5 separate regions of the Homo sapiens genome follow, and all the other regions are linked to region 1. The links are chromatin loops, found by intact Hi-C in ENCODE. Cell type or tissue: heart left ventricle. All regions are shown on one strand. Region 1 overlaps AKAP13 (A-kinase anchoring protein 13). Region 2 has its middle 50 kb from the start of MIR7706. Region 3 overlaps LOC105370952 (a long non-coding RNA gene). Region 4 overlaps AKAP13 (A-kinase anchoring protein 13). Region 5 overlaps AKAP13 (A-kinase anchoring protein 13).

What was found. Peaks named below come from ENCODE experiments on the same cell type or tissue, not always from the same donor. Only the 100,000 strongest peaks of a DNase experiment are listed, where the experiment ranks them.
Region 2: it touches region 1 in a loop (4-fold over the local background); 19 of 110 quality-filtered maps call a loop at or near these places.
Region 3: it touches region 1 in a loop (3-fold over the local background); 11 of 110 quality-filtered maps call a loop at or near these places.
Region 4: it touches region 1 in a loop (3-fold over the local background); 14 of 110 quality-filtered maps call a loop at or near these places.
Region 5: a loop joins it to region 1, with 2.3 times the contacts of the local background. A loop is called at or near these places in 31 of 110 quality-filtered maps.

Annotation. Positions count from the first base shown.
Region 1 is chr15:85,577,753-85,582,752 of GRCh38, forward strand. It overlaps AKAP13 (A-kinase anchoring protein 13), which reads left to right. Exons shown (of 37, transcript NM_007200.5): 7 at 1,178-4,355. Among named protein-coding and RNA genes, the nearest start is that of LINC02883, 180 kb to the right of the region's middle. RefSeq lists an enhancer at 2,684-2,823 and a silencer at 3,626-3,920. In heart left ventricle, a CTCF peak has its summit at 2,324 (motif pointing left); DNase peaks (open chromatin) are centred at 1,334, 1,899, 3,369 and 3,949; H3K4me3 peaks cover 2,546 bases; H3K27ac peaks cover 4,839 bases.
Region 2 is chr15:85,328,303-85,333,302 of GRCh38, forward strand. No RefSeq gene overlaps it. Among named protein-coding and RNA genes, the nearest start is that of MIR7706, 50 kb to the right of the region's middle. RefSeq lists enhancers at 1,285-1,474, 1,535-1,864, 2,066-2,235, 2,918-2,997, 3,088-3,397. In heart left ventricle, a CTCF peak has its summit at 2,988; DNase peaks (open chromatin) are centred at 1,369 and 3,069; H3K4me3 peaks cover 1,860 bases; H3K27ac peaks cover 4,073 bases.
Region 3 is chr15:85,837,893-85,842,892 of GRCh38, forward strand. It overlaps LOC105370952 (a long non-coding RNA gene), which reads left to right. Exons shown (of 3, transcript XR_932580.2): 2 at 81-238; 3 at 2,651-3,172. Among named protein-coding and RNA genes, the nearest start is that of MIR548AP, 15 kb to the left of the region's middle. RefSeq lists a silencer at 2,743-3,002. In heart left ventricle, CTCF peaks have their summits at 2,840 (motif pointing left) and 3,041; a DNase peak (open chromatin) is centred at 2,829; H3K4me3 peaks cover 625 bases.
Region 4 is chr15:85,705,158-85,710,157 of GRCh38, forward strand. AKAP13 (A-kinase anchoring protein 13) reads left to right here. Exons shown (of 37, transcript NM_007200.5): 18 at 2,862-2,929. Among named protein-coding and RNA genes, the nearest start is that of LINC02883, 51 kb to the right of the region's middle. RefSeq lists enhancers at 2,191-2,500, 3,473-3,602. In heart left ventricle, no CTCF peak of the experiment used is centred here; no DNase peak of the experiment used is centred here; H3K4me3 peaks cover 1,333 bases; H3K27ac peaks cover 4,507 bases.
Region 5 is chr15:85,483,713-85,488,712 of GRCh38, forward strand. AKAP13 (A-kinase anchoring protein 13) reads left to right here. Exons shown (of 37, transcript NM_007200.5): 2 at 1,998-2,041. The coding sequence starts at 2,009. Among named protein-coding and RNA genes, the nearest start is that of AKAP13, 110 kb to the left of the region's middle. In heart left ventricle, a CTCF peak has its summit at 2,424 (motif pointing right); no DNase peak of the experiment used is centred here.

The DNA.
Region 1 (5,000 bases):
TTATCAAAAGGTGAAAGAATATCTGCCATGCCACTGTTCCTGAAATTATGACCCCATAACTCGATGGTTAAGTTAGATTGGTTGGAACATATTTTGGGGATTAAAGGACACTGAACTCAGTAAGTATTTAGGGCACAGGCACATTGGCTGCACCTTGTAATGGAAAAGAGCTAGGATTTGTTTTTACTTGTATATATGAGGCAGGGTGTAAGTAGACTCTGCCCTTCTGAAGACAATGAAAAATATAGGTGGGACACAGTGGTGTAGGCCCTATAATCCCAGCACTTTGGGAGACCAAGGTAGGAGGATCCCATAGGCTCAGGTGTTGGAGAACAGCCTGGGCAACATAGTGAGACCCCGTCTCTACAAAAAATAAAACAATTAGTCAGGTGCAATGGTGCACACCTGTAGTCCTAGCTACTGAAGAGGCTGAGGCGGCAGGGTCACTTGAGCCCAGGAGTTCAAGGCTGCGGTGAGCTGTGATCACACCACTGCACTTCAGCCTGGCCTCAGAATGAGAGAGCCCACCTTAATGTTAGCAGCTCAATTGAAGATATTCACTGAGCTTTTTAAAAATCAGGTTTTTGAGACTCTTTTATTTTTATTTTTTTTAAGACGGAGTTTTGCTCTTATTGCCCAGGCTGGAGTGCAGTGGTGCTGTCTCGGCTCACTGCAACCTCCGCCTCCCGGGTACAAGCAATTCTCCTGCCTCAGCCTCCCAAGTAGCTGAGATTACAGGCATGCACCACTACGCCCAGCTAATTTTGTATTTTTAGTAGAGACAGGGTTTCTCCATGTTGAGGCTGGTCTCGAACTCCTGACCTCAGGTGATCTGCCTGCCTCAGCCTCCCAAAGTGCTGGGATTACAGGCATGAGCCACCATGCCCGGCGAGACTCAGTTTTCATCTACTTCCTAAAATAAGTTCAAAATTTAGAAAATAGATATTTCATATATCCTAATCTATTTTGAACATCCCAGTATATAGGCAGATATGAAAGGAAAGTAATATCAGAAATAAGAGGAAATTTATTTGTATTCTTTTAGATTCGCTTATCATGTGACCTTAGAAGAGCTAGAATAGAAGTGAGTTCTGTCCAACAGAATTTTTGCTCAGAGGTGTCAGTGACATCTTCTCCTACAGGCAGTTTTTTAAAAGTGTATTTCATTTCCTCCTAGAAAACAAACCTCAAGCAGATGGACAGTCTTATGCCCTTAATGATGACAGCACAGGATCCTTCCAGTGCCCCAGAGACAGATGGCCAGTTTCTTCCCTGTGCACCGGAGCCCACGGACCCTCAGCGACTTTCTTCTTCTGAAGAGACTGAGAGCACTCAGTGCTGCCCAGGGAGCCCTGTTGCACAGACTGAAAGTCCCTGTGATTTGTCAAGCATAGTTGAGGAGGAGAATACAGACCGTTCCTGTAGGAAGAAAAATAAAGGCGTGGAAAGAAAAGGGGAAGAGGTGGAGCCAGCACCTATTGTGGACTCTGGAACTGTATCTGATCAAGACAGCTGCCTTCAGAGCTTGCCTGATTGTGGAGTAAAGGGCACGGAAGGCCTTTCGTCCTGTGGAAACAGAAATGAAGAAACTGGAACAAAATCTTCTGGAATGCCCACAGACCAGGAGTCCCTGAGCAGTGGAGATGCTGTGCTTCAGAGAGACTTGGTCATGGAGCCAGGCACAGCCCAGTATTCCTCTGGAGGTGAACTGGGAGGCATTTCAACAACAAATGTCAGTACCCCAGACACTGCAGGGGAAATGGAACATGGGCTCATGAACCCAGATGCCACTGTTTGGAAGAATGTGCTTCAGGGAGGGGAAAGTACAAAGGAAAGATTTGAGAACTCTAATATTGGCACAGCTGGAGCCTCTGACGTGCACGTCACAAGTAAGCCTGTGGATAAAATCAGTGTTCCAAACTGTGCCCCTGCTGCCAGTTCCCTGGATGGTAACAAACCTGCTGAGTCTTCACTTGCATTTAGTAATGAAGAAACCTCCACTGAAAAAACAGCAGAAACGGAAACTTCACGAAGTCGTGAGGAGAGTGCTGATGCTCCAGTAGATCAGAATTCTGTGGTGATTCCAGCTGCTGCAAAAGACAAGATTTCAGATGGATTAGAACCTTATACTCTCTTAGCAGCAGGCATAGGTGAGGCAATGTCACCCTCAGATTTAGCCCTTCTTGGGCTGGAAGAAGATGTAATGCCACACCAGAACTCAGAAACAAATTCATCTCATGCTCAAAGCCAAAAGGGCAAATCCTCACCCATTTGTTCTACAACTGGAGACGATAAACTTTGTGCAGACTCTGCATGTCAACAGAACACAGTGACTTCTAGTGGCGATTTGGTTGCAAAACTGTGTGATAACATAGTTAGCGAGTCCGAAAGCACCACAGCAAGGCAACCCAGCTCACAAGATCCACCCGATGCCTCCCACTGTGAAGACCCACAGGCTCATACAGTCACCTCTGACCCTGTAAGGGATACCCAGGAACGTGCGGATTTTTGTCCTTTCAAAGTGGTGGATAACAAAGGCCAACGAAAAGATGTGAAACTAGATAAACCTTTAACAAATATGCTTGAGGTGGTTTCACATCCACATCCAGTTGTCCCTAAAATGGAGAAAGAACTGGTGCCAGACCAGGCAGTAATATCAGACAGTACTTTCTCTCTGGCAAACAGTCCAGGCAGTGAATCAGTAACCAAGGATGACGCACTTTCTTTTGTCCCCTCCCAGAAAGAAAAGGGAACAGCAACTCCTGAACTACATACAGCTACAGATTATAGAGATGGCCCAGATGGAAATTCGAATGAGCCTGATACGCGGCCACTAGAAGACAGGGCAGTAGGCCTGTCCACATCCTCCACTGCTGCAGAGCTTCAGCACGGGATGGGGAATACCAGTCTCACAGGACTTGGTGGAGAGCATGAGGGTCCCGCCCCTCCAGCAATCCCAGAAGCTCTGAATATCAAGGGGAACACTGACTCTTCCCTGCAAAGTGTGGGTAAGGCCACTTTGGCTTTAGATTCAGTTTTGACTGAAGAAGGAAAACTTCTGGTGGTTTCAGAAAGCTCTGCAGCTCAGGAACAAGATAAGGATAAAGCGGTGACCTGTTCCTCTATTAAGGAAAATGCTCTCTCTTCAGGAACTTTGCAGGAAGAGCAGAGAACACCACCTCCTGGACAAGATACTCAACAATTTCATGAAAAATCAATCTCAGCTGACTGTGCCAAGGACAAAGCACTTCAGCTAAGTAATTCACCGGGTGCATCCTCTGCCTTTCTTAAGGCAGAAACTGAACATAACAAGGAAGTGGCCCCACAAGTCTCACTGCTGACTCAAGGTGGGGCTGCCCAGAGCCTGGTGCCACCAGGAGCAAGTCTGGCCACAGAGTCAAGGCAGGAAGCCTTGGGGGCAGAGCACAACAGCTCCGCTCTGTTGCCATGTCTGTTGCCAGATGGGTCTGATGGGTCCGATGCTCTTAACTGCAGTCAGCCTTCTCCTCTGGATGTTGGAGTGAAGAACACTCAATCCCAGGGAAAAACTAGTGCCTGTGAGGTGAGTGGAGATGTGACGGTGGATGTTACAGGGGTTAATGCTCTACAAGGTATGGCTGAGCCCAGAAGAGAGAATATATCACACAACACCCAAGACATCCTGATTCCAAACGTCTTGTTGAGCCAAGAGAAGAATGCCGTTCTAGGTTTGCCAGTGGCTCTACAGGACAAAGCTGTGACTGACCCACAGGGAGTTGGAACCCCAGAGATGATACCTCTTGATTGGGAGAAAGGGAAGCTGGAGGGAGCAGACCACAGCTGTACCATGGGTGACGCTGAGGAAGCCCAAATAGACGATGAAGCACATCCTGTCCTACTGCAGCCTGTTGCCAAGGAGCTCCCCACAGACATGGAGCTCTCAGCCCATGATGATGGGGCCCCAGCTGGTGTGAGGGAAGTCATGCGAGCCCCGCCTTCAGGCAGGGAAAGGAGCACTCCCTCTCTACCTTGCATGGTCTCTGCCCAGGACGCACCTCTGCCTAAGGGGGCAGACTTGATAGAGGAGGCTGCCAGCCGTATAGTGGATGCTGTCATCGAACAAGTCAAGGCCGCTGGAGCACTGCTTACTGAGGGGGAGGCCTGTCACATGTCACTGTCCAGCCCTGAGTTGGGTCCTCTCACTAAAGGACTAGAGAGTGCTTTTACAGAAAAAGTGAGTACTTTCCCACCTGGGGAGAGCCTACCAATGGGCAGTACTCCTGAGGAAGCCACGGGGAGCCTTGCAGGATGTTTTGCTGGAAGGGAGGAGCCAGAGAAGATCATTTTACCTGTCCAGGGGCCTGAGCCAGCAGCAGGTAAGCAAAACATAATACAAAATTAACAGTCTGAGAAGCAGATTCCCTTAAGAGTCACTGTGGTGTCCTGGTAAAAATATAGGCATCTTTGTTGTTTTGAGGCCTTGCACTCATTGGGTAGGTAGCCAAGTTAATAGTCACCACCATCAGGAGGGGCACGTCATCTCAGGGTTGGACAGATTTTGCTTCCTGTATTGTAGACTTACTGCTTGGTTGCTTAAGCTTATAAACACTCCTGTCTCATTCTGGAGTGGTTGCAACTTTGCAAACCTAGAAAACAATGCCTAGATCACAGGTACTCTAAAGTGGTGAAAGAATTTAGCAGATGTTTTTATTCACATGGCTTAATCCTTTTCTCTAGTACCATAGAAAACAGTGCCAAAAAGCTGTGTTTTATCTACAAGCCTGAAACTCCCTTCCTCCCCTATCATCCTAGTCTGTATTCTGAGCAAATTTAGAGTCAGAGTGGTTTCATGAACAGCTGTAAGTATTGTTCTGAGCTGACTTCCCAACATCCAAAATGGTGGTATTAGGTCATTGGTGGTTTTTTGTTTGTTTGTTTTTGTTTTTTTTGGGCTAGGGGTGTTGTTGACGGGGAACTCCTTCCTTTTCCTGCTTGGGGAGTGGACCTCTAGTTCCATTGCC
Region 2 (5,000 bases), 250 kb before region 1:
CCTAAAGGAAAGGATGCTTCCTTTCTCCTGAACAAACCCCTTTAGGGCCCTATTTTCATCTTTGGAAATTTTCTAAGTATTCAGTACAGTATCATATTCCCTGCCCCCAGATTTATGTCACCTACTTATTGGATGGATAAATAAATAAGGGTTGTATAAATGCACATAAATGATTGAGCACTCCCCATAAGCTGGATACTAAGTAGATGTTTTCATCTGTCATCTCCTCTAATCCTCACACACACCTTATGAGCTGGGAATGAATAGCTCATAGTCCAAGCTCAGGAGGGGAGAGTCAATGACCCACTCATTCAAGGTCATAGTAAGTGGCATAGCTGAGATTCCAGCTCAGATCTTCAGACCCCGAGGCCAACGTGCTTTCCATTAGACCACAGTTACCGCCTTATTAAGAGCAAACCAAATGTTGGGGTGCAAGGAAAGATAGCAATTCAGTTTTTAAAAAGACAAATCCACAGCAAGCATAATGGCACCTCCACCCTACACCCAAACCCATGGTAGACGATGTTCTTTCCTGCTGCATATGAACAATCTCAGATCTTTTTCTCTAGAAGCCGGAAAGAATTAGAAGAAGCACAGAATATAAACCCACATGACTTAGCTTCACTTATCTGGAAATTTCACTTGGTGGTGTCTCACTGAGAAACAGTTCACTAAGGGCCAGGTGTGGTGGCTCATGCCCGTAATCCTAACCCTTTGGGAGGCTGAGGCGGATGGATCACCTGAGGTCAGGAGTTCCAGACCAGCCTGGACAACATGGTGAAACCCCGTCTCTACTAAAAATACAAAAATTAGGTGGGCACGGTGGCAGGTGTCTATAATCCCAGCTACTCAGGAGGCTGAGGGAGGAGAATTGCTTGAACCCAGGAGGCAGAGTTTGCAGTGAGCCGAGATCGCGCCACTGGACTCCAGCCTGGTAGAGGGAGACTCTGTCTCAAAATACGTATATATATATATATTTTTTTCTAGCATGAGAATGATGAAACTCTTCTTAAAACATTTTATTTTCTTTTTCCAAATAGTTGTTTCTAACTATAAAAGTAAAACATGTTTATTACAGAAACGTTTGGAAATTACCACAAGTATGAAGAAAAAACTTTCTTTCCCTATGGGGAAGGTAGACATTCTGTAGAACTGACAGATTCTACCTTATCTATCCTACACCAGTAATTCTCAACCAGGGGGCAATTTTGCCCCTCAAGTTGACATCTGGCAATGTCTGGAGGTATTTTGGGTTGTCATAGCTTGGGAGTGCTGCTGGCATCTTGTGGGTAGAGTCCAGGGATGCTGCCAAACAGCCTGCAGTGCACAGGACACTCGGCCTCCTGGTCAGCAAACTGTTAGGCAGCCCAAGATGTCAGCGGCACCACGGTTGAGAAACTGTTTTAGATTACAGCACACGTAAAGGAAGGATTTCTGGTTCCTTGCAGATGTTTGCTGCCTCTCTATCACATTAGTAAAATTAAGTTGAGGGAACTGAAACTGCTGGCTTTGGGTCTGTTTCTGGGTGCGCACACACGAGCTGCAGAAGTCTCACTGGTTTCAGTTATCTCTGGCTGCAGAACTTTTTTGTTTTCTTCCAGCCCAGACGACCTGAAGAAGCATAGATGCTACCCATAGATGAACGTGGCCTTTGGCTCTGCTCACACAGTTTCTCTTTAATCAAAGAAAGACCACAGTAAAGGATATTTACAAGGAAAGGGAAAGTGAAAGGGCGCGGAGAGAAGAGCAGAATCACCAAGGAAAACTCCTCCTACCATGGTCTCTGCAGCCAGCCTCCTTCTCACTGATGTCGGTGTTCTCACGATCCTTTTGCTCCTATTATTTAGTGACCTCGCCACTCTAAGTGTGGTGTCCAGTGCAGCAGAATTAGCACCACCTGGCATCTCCTTAGAAGTGCACAATCTCAGCCCTCCCCAGACCCTCGACTCAAAACTCTGCATTTTAACAAGATGCCCACGTGATTCATCGTATGCACGTTAACATTTGAGAAGCACTGCTCTGAGGTTTCCAAAAGGCAAAATAAAACTGCAGAGTGAACAGCTGCAAAACAGATGCAAAGTTAATCACGTGGGATCACATACGACTCCTCCAGGGGATTTATGACTCTCTGTGGATGGTAGCTGGTAATACAGAAAACAGAAATTTGAAGGAATATGTGGAAAAAAGTAAATGCTGTGCTGCAGCCCTTTGAGTGCCCTAAAGGGATTCACCTTGAGTTAGAGGAAATGCCGTGCCTAACCCCTGAAATAGTTTCATGTACCCTATGAGAGCTCAAGTGTTTGGTGCTTTTGTTTGGGGGGTTTGTTTGTTTTCATTAGGGAACAGAGAATTTATACTGGTGTTCCATGAAAGAAGAGAGATCTATTTGATTAGTATTTCCAACATAGCATTCCACAATACCAAAATTTGTAAGAGGAGTTGATATACGTTTTTAAATAACCTAGAAAATAAGTTAAGGCGAATGGGTCCGGTTCAACTTCAGGTCTGCTTTCAACCTACTCAAATTGGATTGATGTTGTTCATTCAACAAATATCAAGTCTCAGGATCTGTGCAAAGAAGAACTTCAAGGAAAGCAGCCACTAACAGCTGCAAACCCCTGCCATCGCTGCAGACAGCCCATGACAATCGAGGTGGGGAACAGATCTGCTGGGGAGGAGGGTAGGGCCGAGGGCGCAGCTACAGGAAGGAGCAAGGGGGAGTTCTGCACGCCCTTGTGGGTTAGGAAGCTGAGCTCACTGCAGAAATCAGCCTGGTCCTGAACCCTGGACCTGAGCTGCGTGGGGTACAGGTTCAGTCTGACTCATGCACTGGCCTGCGGAACAGACCACAACTCTGCCTGGTGAAGGTTTTCAAAGAACCATGTCAGCAAGTCCTGCTGCCTCCTCAGGCTCCGGAGCTGTGGCCCAGTTTAAGGTGAACAAGTCCCACAAGTCCCACAGGTCTGACTCCCATGACCATGTCCGGAAGCAGCCGCTAGAGGCTGCACTTGGTCCCTTCAAGGAAGAAACGAAAGGGCCTGAGCAAATTTGCAGCTGGCTTTGTTCTGCCTGGAACACTCTGTTCTTTCCTCACATCCTCCCGCCCCGCTGAGGGCTCTCTACACAGGCCTGCAGGAGATCACATGCCAGCCTGGAAGTTAGAGCACCCCGGGGCCTCTAAGTTACCAAGGGAGAGCTGGATGTGCCAAGTGGCCTCCTAAGGGACACTGCCTGGGGGCAGAAGGTTTTGGTTCTCTGATGAGAGGCAACTGTCCTCTGACTTCACTAGGATTCTGAAGCCCAGAGAACCGATTCAGAGAGAGGGCAATCGAGCGAGATGGAGACAGAATGGACCCAAATACTGTCCAAATGTTCAGTGTTCAGTGAGCCGGCTTCTGTCACAGTGAGGTACCTGAGGCGGGGACTGCTCCCCGGGAGGGTGAGTGGGAGTTGACTCTGCAGGGGGAGCTGAGTGGGGAGAAATCAATCAAGCAGAAAAGTGAAGCAGAAGTTTCTAGAGGCTTGCCCCACCTACCAGAGGAGTGTTCAGAGGTGCTTGAACTCTTAAGGTCACTGGACATTTTTAACTGGGGTGAGGACTCGGACAGATTCACAACAAGGCAAGCAGCAGAAAGTGGCTCCTGAAGTGCTTCTTGAGAAATGTGAGCCAACACATGACAATCACACACAACACCTGAGAGATGCTGGCATTGCTATAGGGAAGGGGTATGACCCACCCTTTGGGAGCACCCATTCCCCCTACCCCGCCCCGCTCTGTGTTTAGTGCTTTCTACGTTCCATTGTTAGTGATGTTCAGTGACCTCACAGCCCGGTGGGGCAAATATAAATATCCCCATTTCTCTAATGTGGAAAGTAGGACTGGAAGAGGTTAAGTAACTTGCCAGGGTCAGCTGGTAACAATGACAGAGCTATGATGCTTGTTTGTTTGATTTGGCTTGTAATCAGGTAATATAGTCATATGATTCAAAAATCAAAACCGTAGAAAGGGGGCCAGGCGCGGGGGCTCATGCCTGTAATCCCAGCACTTTGGCAGGCCAAGGTGGGCAGATCACCTGAGGTCAGGAGTTTGAGACCAGCGTGACCGACATGGTGAAACCCCATCTCCATTAAAAATACAAAAATCAGCCCGGCGTGGTGGCATGTGCCTATAATCCCAGCTACTGGGGAGGCTGAGGTAGGAGAATCTTTTGAGCCCAGGAGGTAGAGGTTGCAGTGAACCAAGATCATGCCACTGCATTCCAGCCTGGGTGACAGAGCATGACTCTGGCTCAAAAAAAAAAAAAAATCAAAACTGTAGAAAGGTATACAATACAAAGTCTCCTGTCTGCTGACCCCCGGATTGTCAGTTTCCCCCATCTGTCTCCTTGCCACAAACACAGGTAACCACCATTTGTTCCTTGTATACTTTTAGGATTTCTTTTTTGTTTGTTTGTTTGAGACAGAGTCTCTCTCTGTCGCCCAGGCTGGAGAGTAGTGGCACTATCTCAGCTCACTGCAAGCTCCACCTCCTGGGTTCACGCCATTCTTCTGCCTCAGCCTCCCAAGTAGCTGGGACTACAGGCACGTGCCACCACGCCTGGCTAATTTTTTGTACTTTTAGTAGAGACGGGGTTTCACCGTGTTAGCCAGGATGGTCTCGATCTCCCGACGTCGTGATCCGCCCGCCTCGGCCTCCCAAAGTGCTGGGATTACAGGCATGAGCCACCGCGCCCGGCCACTTTTAGCATTTCTTTATGCATATTCCAGTTAATAGAGTACAAAGTCTTATTTTTCTCCATTTTTACACAAAACATGGCATACCGTGCATACCGTTCCATGCCTTGCTTTTTTTTCTTTCAGCACATAAAGAGCTTGAGATCAACAAAATATCTTGAGATCTTTTCATTACCAGCACATAAAGAGCTTCCTCATTCTTTTCATTTTGCAGCTGCACAATATTCCATTGCATGGACATACCGTAATTTAATGGAGCAGTCTTC
Region 3 (5,000 bases), 260 kb after region 1:
CTCTCCTCTAATCTGCTCCCTTGCCACCTTCCCCACCTCCCCACTGGTCTAAGTCCTCTCTGTCTTCTCTGTTCTTCCAGCAAACTCCAATGTCATCTCCTCCATGAAGCCCTGGCTGCCACTCACAGAGAAGCAGGCTGAGTCCTGCACCAGGATGCCTGGCTGAGGAGCAGAGTGGCATAAAAGCATTTGCTCTTTGTTTGCAGGCCGCTGGGCCCAGGAGGCTGGGTCTGTTCAGGTAAGCTCCTTCTAATTTGCATCAACACTCATAAGGGGTAGGATGGCCCTGCAGTGTTGCTAGAAGTGATTTTTCTCTTCTGTTCGTTTCCATAAAATTTTATGGTACCTCTCATATACCATTCTGTGTTACTGGTATTTTTGTATTTGAATTGTCTTCTTATCTAGAAGGTGAGTTCTGAGAGTGCAGGGATCTTATCTTATCTTCATTCATTCATTCATTCATTCTTTCTTTCCTGCACTCACTCCATAAAGACCATTGAGATTCCACTGTGTTTGTTCAATTAAAGCTTGCTGAAAGAATACCTCAGTGAAATGCCCCCTGCCCAGGTAGCCTGTGCTCCTCCTGTATCTTCTTCATTCAATCCTCCCTGCTCTTTCATCCAGTTTACAGAATCAGACCCTCCACACACTGGCTTTTAGAGCTAGGGTCAGGTGTGGGTGGCCAAGCAGCATCTGATATGAGCAAAGGTGGCCCTGCTCTTCTCTGACCTCTTTACAGACCCCAAGTGCATTCTTTGCCAAAGCCACCCCAACCCCATTCTCTGCGAGCATTCCCTCCCCAGCTGCACCCTGCCCTCCCAACTCCTAGGATAGTCCACGTGGCCCTAGTAGTGTAGATGGAGCACATTCCAGGGCTCCCTCAGAGGGAGGACAGAAACTTGTGGAGCAGGAGGCGTCCCTTAAAGGAGGCAGGCAGAGAGGTGGGCCCTCGTCCCGGGTCAGGATCCTAGCAGGAAGCAGATACACCTTAGCTTCTACTGGGGAGTTGCCAGGAAACGATTGTGCGTCAGTCTGCACACTCCCAGTTGGTAGCTTCTGGAACATGGAGTAGAGAAACCTGGAAAAACTGAACAAGTAGAGCAATTGATTTTGTTCACACAATCGCAATAGGAAGAACACCCCAGATATGAAGATTAGAGTAATGGAAGGCAGGTTTTTTTTTTTTCAAGCAAACTTTTCATTGAATGTTAACAAGTTTTTACATACATGTGACCGCTACCACAATGAAAATACAGAACAAACATTTCCATTGCCCCCCAGAGTTCTCTTGTGCCCCATTCCATTTGACACCCCAGCCAATGGCCCAAGGCAAGCATTCATCTTCTTCTGTCATGATTATTTTTTCTACAGTTTTATATAAATTGAATTATAGGGTTTATAAGTACTCTTGATATCTGGTTCTCTCTCTTTTTTTTTTTTTTTTTGAGACAAAGTCTCGCTGTGACTCCCAGGTGGAGTGCAGTGGCATGATCTCGGCTCACTACAACCCCTGCCTCCCAGTTCAAGCGATTCTCCTGCCTCAGCCTCCTGAGTAGCTGGGATTATAGGTGCCTGCCACGACGCCCAGCTAATTTTTGTATTATTAGTAGAGACGGGGTTTCACCATGTTGGACAGGCTGGTCTCGAACTCCTGACCTCAGGTGATCCACCTGCCTTGGTCTCCCAAAGTGCTGGAATTATAGGTATGAGCCACTGCACCCAGCATGATTATGGTCTTAAAATACAGAGTGACTTATGATTTATGCCTGATTCTCTGGTGGCTGGGGAACCAAATAGTCTGAGAAAATACTTGGGTCAGTGGGAGCATTGGGATGACTGGAGGTGAGGAAGGGTTTGAGGTGTGAAACATCATTTATGGGAGGCTGTTGTTATGGAACTAGTCTCCTGCACTAGGCCCCAGCAGGCCAGACACCAGAATGGAGTCAGTTGTGCTAAGTGCAGTGTCATCAAACTGAACTTTGAAATGGGCCAGTTCCCCTAAAACATTCCATTTAATCTGCATCAACCTAAGTAATAAGGAAGTCCCCTCTGCTTTAACCCTGTAGGGAAAGTAACTTTGACATGATCAGTCCGTGTTTTGTTCTGTTTCTGCTTTCTGCCGCTCTTCTCTGCCTGCAAAGCCAACCTCCTGTGCTCAGCTCATTTTATAGGATGAGGTGTTGCTCACTTCTAGAATTGCAAATAAAAGCCAATTAGATCTTTAAGTTTGTGCTTCTGTCTTTTGACAAAGGTTCACAACTTCTCCAGCCCTCCACGAAGAAGCTGGAAGGAGCAGGGTGCACAGGCTCTTTGAAGATGCTGAGTGAGGTCCCAGGGCACCCACAGGAGCTGCCACCTCAGCTCAGGGGACACAGCTACTCTGAGCCCCTTTGCTCATGGGGGAAAGGGCGGGGGAAGCATGCTATCCCGCCCCCGCTCCCTACCCCAAAAAAGCTGCTTTGTCTTCAGAGGACCAGGAGTCCTGATTGGGCAGCCTCTGCCGGGAATGAAATGCATGTCCTTCGCACTTCCACTACCGTTCTATTTTCAGGCTGATTTATAACTAAAACGTGAAATAAGTGCTAGGAAAGCATTTAGCATTGTCTGACACTGCCTCAGCACACTCAGTTTCCTCTCTCTTCTTCATCAGAATCTCTGCCCGGCCAGGCAGCAGGCGCTGACTCTCGCACTGTCCGGTTCGAAGAGCTGTTTTCTGCAGGTACTTGCAGTAGCAGCTGGCCTGGGACCCACCCCCGGGCAAAGTCCGCTCCGGAGTCTGTCACTTCCCGGCGCGGGCCACCCAGCCCCTGGCGCCCTGGCGCTCAGCGCTCCGCGGGCGCGCCCTCTGGCGGCAAGAGCCCTGAACATTTCGCAAGCGGCGAAGGCTGGCGCGTGTTATCCTGGGCACCCACCGGACCGAATCGCTGGGCAGGGCTGCAAGGTGACTTGCTAACGCAATCAGACCAGAAAGGAGCGCGCGTCTAACTAAGCGGGGGAGGGGAGAAGCATGTTCATATTTTGTAAAATGCAAGTGGCACCTCTCCCCATTTTCCTCAAAATTTTATTCTGAAAAACTTTAGTACTTAAAAGTTCAAATGCTTTTACAGTGGACACACATTTATCTATCAGCTAGATTCTGTTATTCACATTTTACTCTATTGGTTTCATTGCATATCTGTCCATCTATTCATCCCTCTTTCCATCCTTCAAACTATCTTATTTTTTCTTTTTCTTGTTCTCTTTTTAATTTTTTTTTTTTTTTTTGAGACGGAGTCTTGCTCTGTCGCCCAGGCTGGAATGCAGTGGCGTGATCTGGGCTCACTGCAAGCTCCGCCTCCTGGGTTCACGCCATTCTCCTGCCTCAGCCTCCCGAGTAGCTGGGACTACAGGCGCCCACCACCACGCCTGGCTAATTTTTTGTATTTTAGTAGAGACAGGGTTTCACCGTGTTAGCCAGGTTGGTCTCTATCTCCTGACCTCGTGATCCGCCCGCCTCGGCCTCCCAAAATGCTGGGATTACGGTTGTGAACCACCGTGCCTGGCCCCATCTTATTTTTCAGATGCATTTCAAAAAGTAAATTGCAGACATTAGAACACTTCCCCCTAAATATCAGCCTTCAGCTTTTAAAGAAACAAATTGAAGAGATTGCTAATATTTATTTTGTTATAGTAGAATTCTTTTTTCACATGGTGTTCTTAAAACCCTTTGAAGTAGGTTTTATTTTCTTTTTCTTTTACTAAAAAAAAATTTTTTTTTGAGACGGAGTCTCGCTCTGTTGCCCCAGGCTGGAGTGCAGTGGCGGGATCTCGGCTCACTGCAACCTCTACCTCCCGGGTTCAAACGATTCTCCTGCCTCAGCCTCCCTTGTAGCTGGGACCACAGGCGCGAACCACCACGCCCAGCTAATTTTTATAATAATTTTTTATTTTTAGTAAAGATGGGGTTTCACTATGTTGGCCAGGCTGGTCTCAAACTCGTGGCCTCAAGTGATTCACCCACCTTGGCCTCCAAAGTGCTGGGATTACAGGCGTGAGCCACAGTGCCCAGCAGCTTTGTCCATTTTCTTTTCTTTCTTTCTTTTTCTCCTTTTTTTTTTTTTTTGAGACAGGGTCTCACTCTGTTGCCCAGGCTGGAGTGCAGTGGCACAATCTCAGCTCATTGCAACCCCCGCTTCCCAGGTTCAAGCAATTCTCCTGCCTCAGCCTCCCAAGTAGCTGGGATTACAGACATGTGCAACCTTGCCCGGCTAATTTTTGTATTTTTAGTAGAGACGGAGTTTCACCATGTTGGCCAGGCTGGTCTTGAACTCCTGGCTTCGAGTGATCTACTCACCTAGGCCTCCCAAAGTGCTGGAATTACAGGTGTGAGCCACTGCGCTTGGCCTGCTTTGTCCATTTTCTAATGGAGCTATTCGTGTTTTTATTATTGAGTTGTTTCAGTGTGGGTATTAGTTAGGAGATAGGGGGTTGGCTGAATTAGTTCACCATCTGAGCTATCTGGAGATAGATGGGTCACAGAACACTGTCCCTCCTCTTAAAAAATCAGATTTTTAAGACATTATACAATCTCAGGTAGGTCAAAATTCAAGTAAGGCAAATTGGAGTAGGATGCTCCAAGCCTCACTAGCCCTGTGGAGAAAGGCTCTCTGGCTGTGTAATCTTGAGTAATATTTAACTTTTGTGAGTCTCAGTTTTTGGGCCATTTTATAGGTGCATGTGCTCTTTTTTTTTTTTTTTTTTTTTTTTTTTGGGACGGAGTCTCGCTCTGTCGCCCAGGCCGGACTGCGGACTGCAGTGGCACAATCTCGGCTCACTGCAAGCTCCGCTTCCCGGGTTCACGCCATTCTCCTGCCTCAGCCTCCCGAGTAGCTGGGACTACAGGCGCCCGCCACCGCGCCCGGCTAATTTTTTGTATTTTTAGTAGAGATGGGGTTTCACCTTGTTAGCCAGGATGGTCTCGATCTCCTGACCTCATGATCCACCCGCCTCGGACTCCCAAA
Region 4 (5,000 bases), 130 kb after region 1:
TGCTTCTATGTTCATCTCAGACACTCAAACACTGGCCTGAGAGTTTGAATATTGCTGAAACCTTTTTACGTGATAGTGCCACTCCCTTAAAAATCATCATTGCTTAAATCTCTGTAGGGTGTTGGAACTGGTTGGGAAGAAAGGAACAGAAAGAACAGAACTTGGAAACAAATTCTGCCCATAGTGTTCTTGGTCACTTTTGCAGATCAGAATTAGTAGCTGGTTCTCCAGCAAATCTGCCACCTCCTGTGTTGCCCTTAGGTGCCTAAAATATTATAGATTTTCAATAAAACAAAAGAAAAAAAATATACTTTTTTAACTGGATTATAAGACAATAAAATCTTATCTTTAAGTTATCACAAGATGCGATAAATGGATTATGCAAAAGGATATGGAAATGTTTATAAGCAAATCCAAGGAACTTTGAACGACATTAGAGTGTGATGATTTTTTAAAAATTAAAAATTTTTTTTAATTTTGAAAAATGTTAATACAAAGTATTATACATAGGTAATTTATCACATATGTGTCCATGATTCAGAATGAACACATAGTAACATTCTGTCAGACGGCTTCAGATTGTTTCACTTTTTAAGAAACCATTATGGTTAAGTTCAGATTCCCCTTTGTTTCCCTGCCCCATGCATCTTCCTTCCTCCCCAAGGACAAGGACTGTCATGAATTCAGTGCATTCGTAGTCTGTGTTTTATAATTTATTTTCATACATAAACAACATATAATTTGTTTTTGTTTTTAACCTACATAAATACTACCATACAGTACCTCTTTTTGTAATTTGCTTTATTCTCTTCAGCATTATATATTGAGGATTCAGCACGCTGAAAAACATAGATCTACTAATCATTGACTTTGCCTTTTCATAGTCTTTTTATACTTTTTCTGTAGAAGGGAAAGAGAAATGGACTTAAAGATGATGTATTTGAAAGACTTTAGCTGAGTGGGGATTTGTGAAGAGAAAGGGTTTGAGTGGGGTGGGCTTTCAAGTCTGTGCATGGGAAGGATATGATGGATCAACTAATGGGAGAGGAAGAAACCAGAAAGGAGCATGCCAGCTGCAAGTCCTGGGCATCTCTGTGGCAGAGGAGGGGAGGTGCACCATACACCCTGAGTAAGAATAGTGCTCGTGAGGATGGGCAGAAACATGTTTTGGCTTACTAGAAAATAAATAAAGCCGTTTGCCTCGACCACTTTGTTATGCTTCTTGCTGTGGGTCCAGCAGCCTGAAACTCACTTACCCATCTGATAGAATCACAGCAGAGGGAACCTGGGGGAAAATGTGATTCCTCCTTTTTAATTTTATAGATGAGGAAACGGAGGCCTGTCAAGAAGGGACTAGGGTCATACTAGTACATACATACATGCAGAGCCAGGACCTACGTCAAATTTAGTTTGACAGCTGTTTGTCCTTTTGTGTTACTAAATTGATGTTTGACATACTGTAATCAAGGCTGTGTCAGCGCATTCATCTAATTTTAGTTTAAATAGGCATAGTAGGGCCGAGAGAGGAGCATTTGAATAGGATGCATGAGCTAGGCACTATGCTGGAGAGTCTTAATTTGAAGATTCAGCAGTGGGTGAATGGTCCCTGCCCCAGAGAGGGGATAGAGAAAAACCTAAGAGAGTCTCAATACACTGTGCCAGTGGTATTAAGGAGGAGACCTGTGAACCAAGTGGGTGTTAAAGGAAGTGTTACAAAAGGCATGGAATAGGCCTTTGAGGTCTGGGATTCTAGCAGTCTCCTTTCTGGTTTCCTTCCCTCCCCATCATCACTCCAGTCCCCCACAAATCCATGTGTCTGGGCTAAAAGAGATGTTGGCCCAAAAGAGATGTTGGCCCTTAACTGGTGAGTTGATGTAGACAGGACCTGTGATGCTTCCTGAATCAGTCTGTGAGGCATTGCCTAGTGAATGGTATCTGTGGTTGATTTCCTGAGTGAGCCCTTCCCATGAGAGTGTCTCCTCGAGTGTCCCCACAGGCCGATCTTTCATTTGTTTCTGCTTTACCTCTGGCTTCCTGGAACAGTTCTGTTATGTGACTTTATAGCAGCGCTGAGAGCTGATGGTAAGCCTTCTGAGACACAGAGGCTTGGGTTTTTACGTCAGTGGCCCTTGTAGGCCAAGGGAGTGAAAAGTAAAGGAATTGAGATAAAATGCTGTCCTTGCCAAATTGTGGTTTCTGCTTTATCTTTCAAGAAGTCTCCATTTTCTCTTAAGTCACAGTTCCCAGAGGTGCATGTGGGGGTTCCAGTGACCTTTCATGTGTGGTTCCTGTCTCAGAGAATGGGGTGCAAAAAGCCCAGCGTAGTTAAGCTTTTCAGATTTTATATTCTGTGCTTTATTACAGTCATACAAATTTTGTAACCCCTGTTAGGGGCTTTATTAATGTATTTATTTGTAATTTAGACTTACACATTGATGGCAGACACTTTCACTTTTAGTTTTGGTAGCCTCTCAGCTTCCTGTCTGAAAAGTTCCAGACTTACTAGTTTTTGTTGATTAGAAATCACATCTGTTGCTTCCTAAGGGCCAGGAAACTCACCCTTCCCATCAGATCACTTGAGTCGTTGTTCCTCTCATTAAGCTGTAATCTGTCTCCTGGTCTCCAAATAAAGACACAAACACCGAAAAAAAAAAAATCACATCTGCTCGTGTTTTTCCTCCTCCAAATAACATCACAGACCTGCTTCCTAGAAGAGGACTGCAGTGTGTAATTTCAGTCACATTCTCACATGTGAGTGACTTCACTTTGAAATTCAGAGGCCACTTGTGGCAGCAGTGGAAACTCAGAATCTGGGATCTGTTTGCTTTGTCCATGTGACCTTGGGTTTGCTTTCTTTTCAGATTGCAGTGCTTTTGTCCACAAAGGCTGCCGAGAAAGTCTAGCCTCCTGTGCAAAGGTCAAAATGAAGGTAAGACTTTCTGGCTAAAACAAGGCTTAAAATAAAAGGGTTTAAACCAGCAAAATCCTCGGGAGTTGGGAGAGTTGAGGTTGTGGTGGATTTTGTTTATTTTAATCATTTGGTACCAACTTTGAGAACAAATTATAACTAAAAAATATTTTTTCTCTTAAGCGATCAATCTTCTTCTTGAGTAACACTGGAGAATTAGACTTTCAGAAAAGAAAACGCTTTCAGAACTTCTTCACGTTCAATATACATTTCTTCGTGATTTTAATATTTCCGTATTGCTCTTAAAGTGGTTTTCTTCTTAACTACGTCTGCAGGCCTACCCTGCTGTTCATACACCTGTCTTCCTCCTTCAGGACTATCAGGGCAGCAGGTGGAGGTCAGGGGCATTGACCTGCTGGTGGGGGTGGGGAGGGTGTTATGGTTAGCCCCAGCCTGTCTGGTAGCACTTTTCTCCTCAGGTATGTAATATAGGTGGCTCTGATCACATGACGTAAGAATAGAAAGTGCCTGTTTTATGGTGGTATCTGCCCTGAGCATGTATGCTATGTAATCATGCTTTCCCAGTGGCCCTTAAAAAAAAGTGTGGGTTAAGGGCCATACCTTTTAGGTAGCCTGTGAGGTTTTCAATGTTCTAGTCGCCTGTAAGTGTCTCTTCATTCCTTGTCAAAGGAGTGCTTTCCAACTTCGTCGACACAGATGATTAATGAGCTGTGTGCTTCGTCAGTCACCAAACACAGTTATCTAGTGCCATGACCTCAACCTGGAATGTGCATCAGAATCAACTCGAGGGCTTATTGAAAGACAACTTACTGAGCCCCACTCCCAGAGTCTCAGATTCTGGGGGAGAGTCCAGGAATTTGCATTTCTAGTAAGTTCCCAGATGATGCTGATAGTCCGAGGACCTTACTTTGAGAAGCACTAAAACTAGTGTCAAAATGGCAAAGAATAGGATAGCCAGATCTTCTTTAGCCTATGGACACATATTTTGTTTGGCTCATGTAGTATTTTTAAAATGTGAGTTAGTGCAGCTCTTTCAAAATCATGTTTTATATCAGTTTGGATTCTTAAGTTCTCCTGAAAAAACTGGAAGATTTATAACCCTTGGCTCCCTGATATTTCCCTGTACCCAGCACTCCCAGTTTTTCCTTTTTTCCATAGTACTTATCACCTTCTTAGAGTCTGTATTTACCCATCTTTATTTATTATTATATAGTTTTTTATAGTCTGTATCTTCCCCCCACTAGAATATAAGCTCCAAACTCATTAAGCAGGCTGAGGGCAGGAGTTGGCTCCATCAGTGGCGCCTGAGCACCTCACAGGGAGGGAGGGATGGCTGGAGCTGAGTGGTGCTGCCTCCTTTAGACAGGATATGCCAGTTCCAGGCTGCCACTGCCTTCCCACACCCCACCCCACCCCAGCTTGCTTCTGTCATTTGTTGCCTGCCGGCACCATAGTCATTTGAGTTTGTGATCTCTGATAAGACTCAATTGTTGTGAATGTACTAGTTTATACAGAATGATCATGATAGAGACATAGCATCTCCCATATAAGAGAATATAACCTAAAAGGGGGAATTTTATTTTATTTTATTTTATTTTATTTTATTTTATTTTATTTTAGAGACAGAGTCTCACTGTGTCACCCAGGCTGGAGTGCAATGGCACAGTCTTGGCTCACTGCAACCTCCATGTCCCAGGTTCAAGCAATTCTCTTGCCTCAGCCTCCCAAGTAGCTGAGATTACAGGTGCCCGTCACCATGCCCAGCTAATTTTTATATTTTTAGTTGAGACAGGGTTTCGCCATGTTGGCTGGGCTGGTATCAAACTCCTGACCTGAGGTGATCCACCCACCTCAGCCTCCCAAAGTGCTGGGATTACAGGTGTGAGTCACCGCACCCTGCCTGGAATTTCATTTTAAATAGGAAGTAACCTATTTCTTCTAATGATTTATCTCAGATTAATCGCTTCAGTGTATAATCTCTCAAAGTATTTTTGCTACATGGCTACAACGAAAGTATTAACTAAAATTAGTATTTTACCCAATAATTTAGCACCTTATAAATGCTAGTTAC
Region 5 (5,000 bases), 94 kb before region 1:
AGGCAGGAGAATTGCTTGAACCCAGAAGGCAGAGGTTGCAGTGAGCCAAGATTGTGCCACTGCGCTCTAGCCTGGGCGACAGAGCGAGACTCCATCTCAAAAACAAACAAACAAAAAAATTATGAAATTTTCTTTTTTTGCAATTTTTTTTAAAGCTTATCAGCTATTATTAGTGTTAGTATATTTTATGTGTGGCGCAACACAATTCTTCTTCTTCCAGCGTGGCCCAGGGAAGCTACAAGATTGGACGACACTCTTTTAATTTTTGTGGCTTAACAAGGTGTTAATTCCTGTATAAATTTCACTGATATTTCTTCTGCTTGATGCAGGAACACTTGACAAGTTAGTTAAGGTAGATTGGTCCATAAATTTATAGGTTCTTTCATTCCCATGTCCTAGGCAAGTCTGAGCAGGCCCTGGAAAGCTGATTAAAAGGCCAGTGAGCACAGTGAGCTTAATTGTAAATTAAATGGATATTTAATACATTAAGAAGGCACTCAAGCCTTTCAATCTTTCATTTTCATCCATGCTTGCTGTTTGAATCTGATGGGCTTGAAATTGACTTTGTTCTTCTAAAAATGTTGGTTGGTTATTGCTGCCTTTCTCAAGCTTGGTTTTCAGTGTGGATTTCTGCAGATAATTTTTGCACCTAAAAGTACAAAGTCATTAAGTGAAGATAGTCAGGAAGGAAAGAGTGCCCTGAGCCAGGAGGTCTGTTATAGCGCATGGGGTGGACCAGAGAATGAATGGGCATGGGCATGGAGGTGGTTCAGTCAGTGTGGGAAAGCCACTTGCTTGTCAGTTTTCTACTGCGTTGTCCAGCAGAACACGTTGAAGCTTGGGGCCTGCAACTGGTGTGGAGATGATTGCATTTAGGAGGCTGATGTAGATTTTTTTCCCTCTAAGTGTGTGTTAACTGCCTTTTGGTGAAGTCTTGATCCGAGACATACACAACTTGATCTGTGAGGATTGTAATATCGAGATGGTTCTGTTATTTGAGTTAGGCATGGCTAGGCTACCAAGGCATTGCTTTTCAGTCCCAACAGTTGGTCATTTCAATTTCAGTGAGGCTTTTGTGATTTGTTAGAATACAAAGTTTGTTATTTTGTCTGTGTTTTTGCATGTATGAATGACACTTTATACTGTTATTTTGCTGGTTAGTATGTGCCTTCATTTACCTATTGTGAGTAAGAAACTTCCTCAGATCAAATTATAGTAAAGTCACTTGGTTCTGTTTCTCTGACTCTTAAGAGATTGAGATCACTTTATACTCAAACTCAGGGTGTTTGGTAAAGGACCTACCCTTCTGAGCATTTATAGCCTAGATGAAGTCCTGGTCCAATCACCAAGTTAAACTTTTAAGAACATGCTATTCTTAATGTTCAGGAATTCAACCCTGGAAGCCTTCTCTAAATCTTAATGAGATTTTTATGAGAATTCATTTAGTGAACATAACAATCAGGGAATCCAGCTATTAACTTTGAGGAGGGTCATGCCTTTTAGTGGTTAGAGAGGCAAGCTGTAGCCTCCCTTCTCAGAGAAGGGGAATTGAGGAAGAGAGTTCTAGTGGTCCCTTGCAATCCTCCCCTCACTTTCCAGGCTCCCTAGTAAGACTGCAAGAAGTCCCTGAGTAAACAGCATTTTGTGAGTTTGAGGGACTACGTAAAAATGTAAGTGAACATACAATGGTTTTGCTTTGATAACTGTTTTAAATATCCTGTTGGTTGTTGAAACTTCTGTGACAGTGAAGCCTTTTGTCTTTATTTTTCAATCGGAAGATCTTTCTTCCCCACTTGAAAAGATTGAGTCTGGGATCAATTCCTGACCCCGCTTCCTTCCTAAATCTCTTAGTGTATAGCATACAGCTGGGCATATGGTAATCTCGGGCACGGGATTGTACTCACAGAGCTATGCTTGACACCTAGGACTTTAGGTGGCTTATATATTTTCGGTGACAACTTTTAATTTTATTCTCATTTATTCCATTTCTGTTTCAGTGTCCTGGGTCATGAAACTTAATCCACAGCAAGCTCCCTTATATGTGAGTAAATCATGAGATTTCTTATTATTTTGTGTTTATCTGTTCTGCTTACTTGTTATAATAAGCCACACTCTCACATGATAGATCCTCAAGGAAAATTTTAACCATATGTCCATGAATATATTGGTGTAAGACACTTCAGAAATTGAGTTTGATTTAGTAAATACTAAATGGCTAATCTGTGCATGGAAATGAAAACAAATAATACCTGTAAGACTTGAGAGTTAATTTAGTCAGGGTAATAGTATGCATGTATGAAACAAATTGTCCTGCCAAACAGTACTGTAGCTTCTTATTTTTTACCTGCAGTGCATTCCTGTAAAAGTAGTGTGGAGATCCTCCTACTGCCACTGTGATTTACCTTATGTTGCCACTAGGTGGCACTATGTCATTGGCAAGAGTACTGTTTTCTTTAGGACTCATCTCCCTAAAGTGAGGGACTTCCCTCATTCAGTGGGTTGTCATTTCACTTTCTTGATGCTATCCTTTCAAGCACAAAAATTTTCAGTTTTGATAATGTTTTGTTGTTGCTTTTTTTTTTGGCATCATATCTAAGAAGAATTCTTTGCATAACCTAAAGTCACAGAGATTTATTCCTATGTTTTCATCTAGGAATTGTATAGGTTTAGTTAGCTCTTACATTTAGGTATGTAATGTGAGAGTTCATTTTTGTGTATTTTGTAAGGGAAGAGTCCAACTTTTTTCTTTTGCATGTGGATCTCCAGTTGTTCCAGCACCATTTGTTGAAAAGACTGTTCTTTCTCCCATTGAATTGTCTTGGGCATCCTTGTTGAAATTGATCAGAAGTGTGAGGAATTTTTTCTGGACTCTGAAGTCGATTCCTTTCATTTAGGTTGTTTTTGATTTCTTTCAACAGTGTTTGGTAGTTTTCACTGTATAAACTTGGTACTTCCTTGAAATTTGTTGCTTATGGTTTTATTCATTTTGATGGTATTGTTAATTTTGTTATCTTAATTGTTCAGTTCTTTTTTTTTTTTTTTTTTGGATGGAGTCTGGCTCTGTTGCCCAGGCTGGAGTGCAGTGGCGCGATCTTGGCTCACTGCGAGCTCCGCCTCCCAGGTTCACGCCAGTCTCCTGCCTCAGCCTCCCAAGTAGCTGGGACTATAGGTGCCTGCCACCACTCCTGGCTAATTTTTTGTATTTTTAGTAGAGACAGGGTTTTACCATGTTTGCCAGGGTGGTCTCGAACTCCTCACCTCGTGATCCACCCAGCTCCCAAAGTGCTGGGATTACAGGCGTGAGCCACAGCACCTGGCCAATTGTTCAGTTTTTGATTGTTCATTGCTTATATATAGAAATACTGTTGATTTTTGTGTACTGATCCCTGAAACTATAGCCTTGTGTCAGAGATGAGTTACAAACTATAATCTAACTTGTTTGGCCACAGTTTTTAAGTGGATGCCTTAGGATTTTCTCTGTACAGGATCAAGTGATCAGAGATCGTTTTCTTCCTTTCCAATCTGGATGCGTTTTATTTCTTTTTCTTGCCTAATTGCCCTGAGAAGCATGTCTGGTACAACATTGAATAGAAGTGGTGAGCGCAAACATCCTTGTCTTTTCCTGATCTTAAAGAGAAAGCATCCAAGCTTTCACCAGTAAGTATGATGTTGTTAGGTGTGGGTTTTTCACAGGAATCTTTTGTTAAATGAGGACATTCCCTTCTATTCCTAGTTTGACTATTTTTATGATGAAAACATGTTGGATTTTGTCAGGTGATCTTTCTGTGTTGAGATGGCCATGTAGGTTTTTTTCCTTTCATTAATGTGATATATTACATTGACTCAATTAAATAGTTTTTATTTATTTATGGAGATGGGGCCTTGCTCTGTCACCCAGGCTGGAGTGCAGTGACATGATCATAGCTCACAGCATCGTGGAACTCCTGGGATCAAGGGATCATCCCACCTCAACCTCCTGAGTAGCTAGGACTACAGATGTGCGCCACCATGCCTGGCTATTTATTTATGTATTTATTGAGACAAGGTCTTGCTCTGTCACCCAGCCTGGAGTGCAGTGACATGATCATAGCTCACAGCATCGTGGAACTCCTGGGATCAAGGGATCATCCCACCTCAGCCTCCTGAGTAGCTAGGACTACAGGTGTGCGCCATCATGCCTGGCTATTTATTTATGTATTTATTGAGACAAGGTCTTGCTCTGTCACCCAGGCTGGAGTGCAGTGGCGCGACCATGACTCACTGTAGCTGCGATCTCCCAGGCTCAAATGCTCTTCCCACCTCAGCCTCCTGAGTAGCTGGAACCACAGGCATGTGCACCCATGCCCAGCTATTTGTATTTATTTTTTGTAGAGACGAGATCTGACTATGCTGCCCAGGTTGGGCTCAAGTGATCCTTCCACCTCGGCCTCCCAAAGTGCTGGGATTACAGTATGAGCCATCCTGCCTGGCCTGTTTTAATTTTTAGAGATAAGGTCTTGCTGTGTTGCCAGGCTACCTTGGTTGAATTTTTAATGTTAAGGCAACCTGGCATTTCTGAGGTAAGTATCATTTGATAATGCTGCACAATCTTTTTTATATGTTGTTGGATTTGTTTTGAAAGTATTTTGAGGACTCTTGTGTCTATACATAGAGATATGTTCTATAGCTTTCTTGTGATGTCTTTGTCTGGTTTTGAGTATTAAAGGTTTTTGGTTAGGGAACAGTTGTAAATAAGTAGTTGTGTTATACAGAAGGATGGCTTCCCCAAATTTATTCACTTCTTAATCCCTAGAACCTGTGAATATTTACCTTACATGGCAAAAAGAACTTTTCATACTTGATTAAGTTGAGGATCTTAAGATGGGAGCTTATTCTGAAATATCTGAGCTTCCCGTTGTAATTACAGGAGTTCTCATGAGTGAGAGGGAGTATCAGGAGAGTCAGTGGTCAGAGATTTGAAGATGCTACACTGCTGGCTTAGAACATGGAGGAAGGAGCCC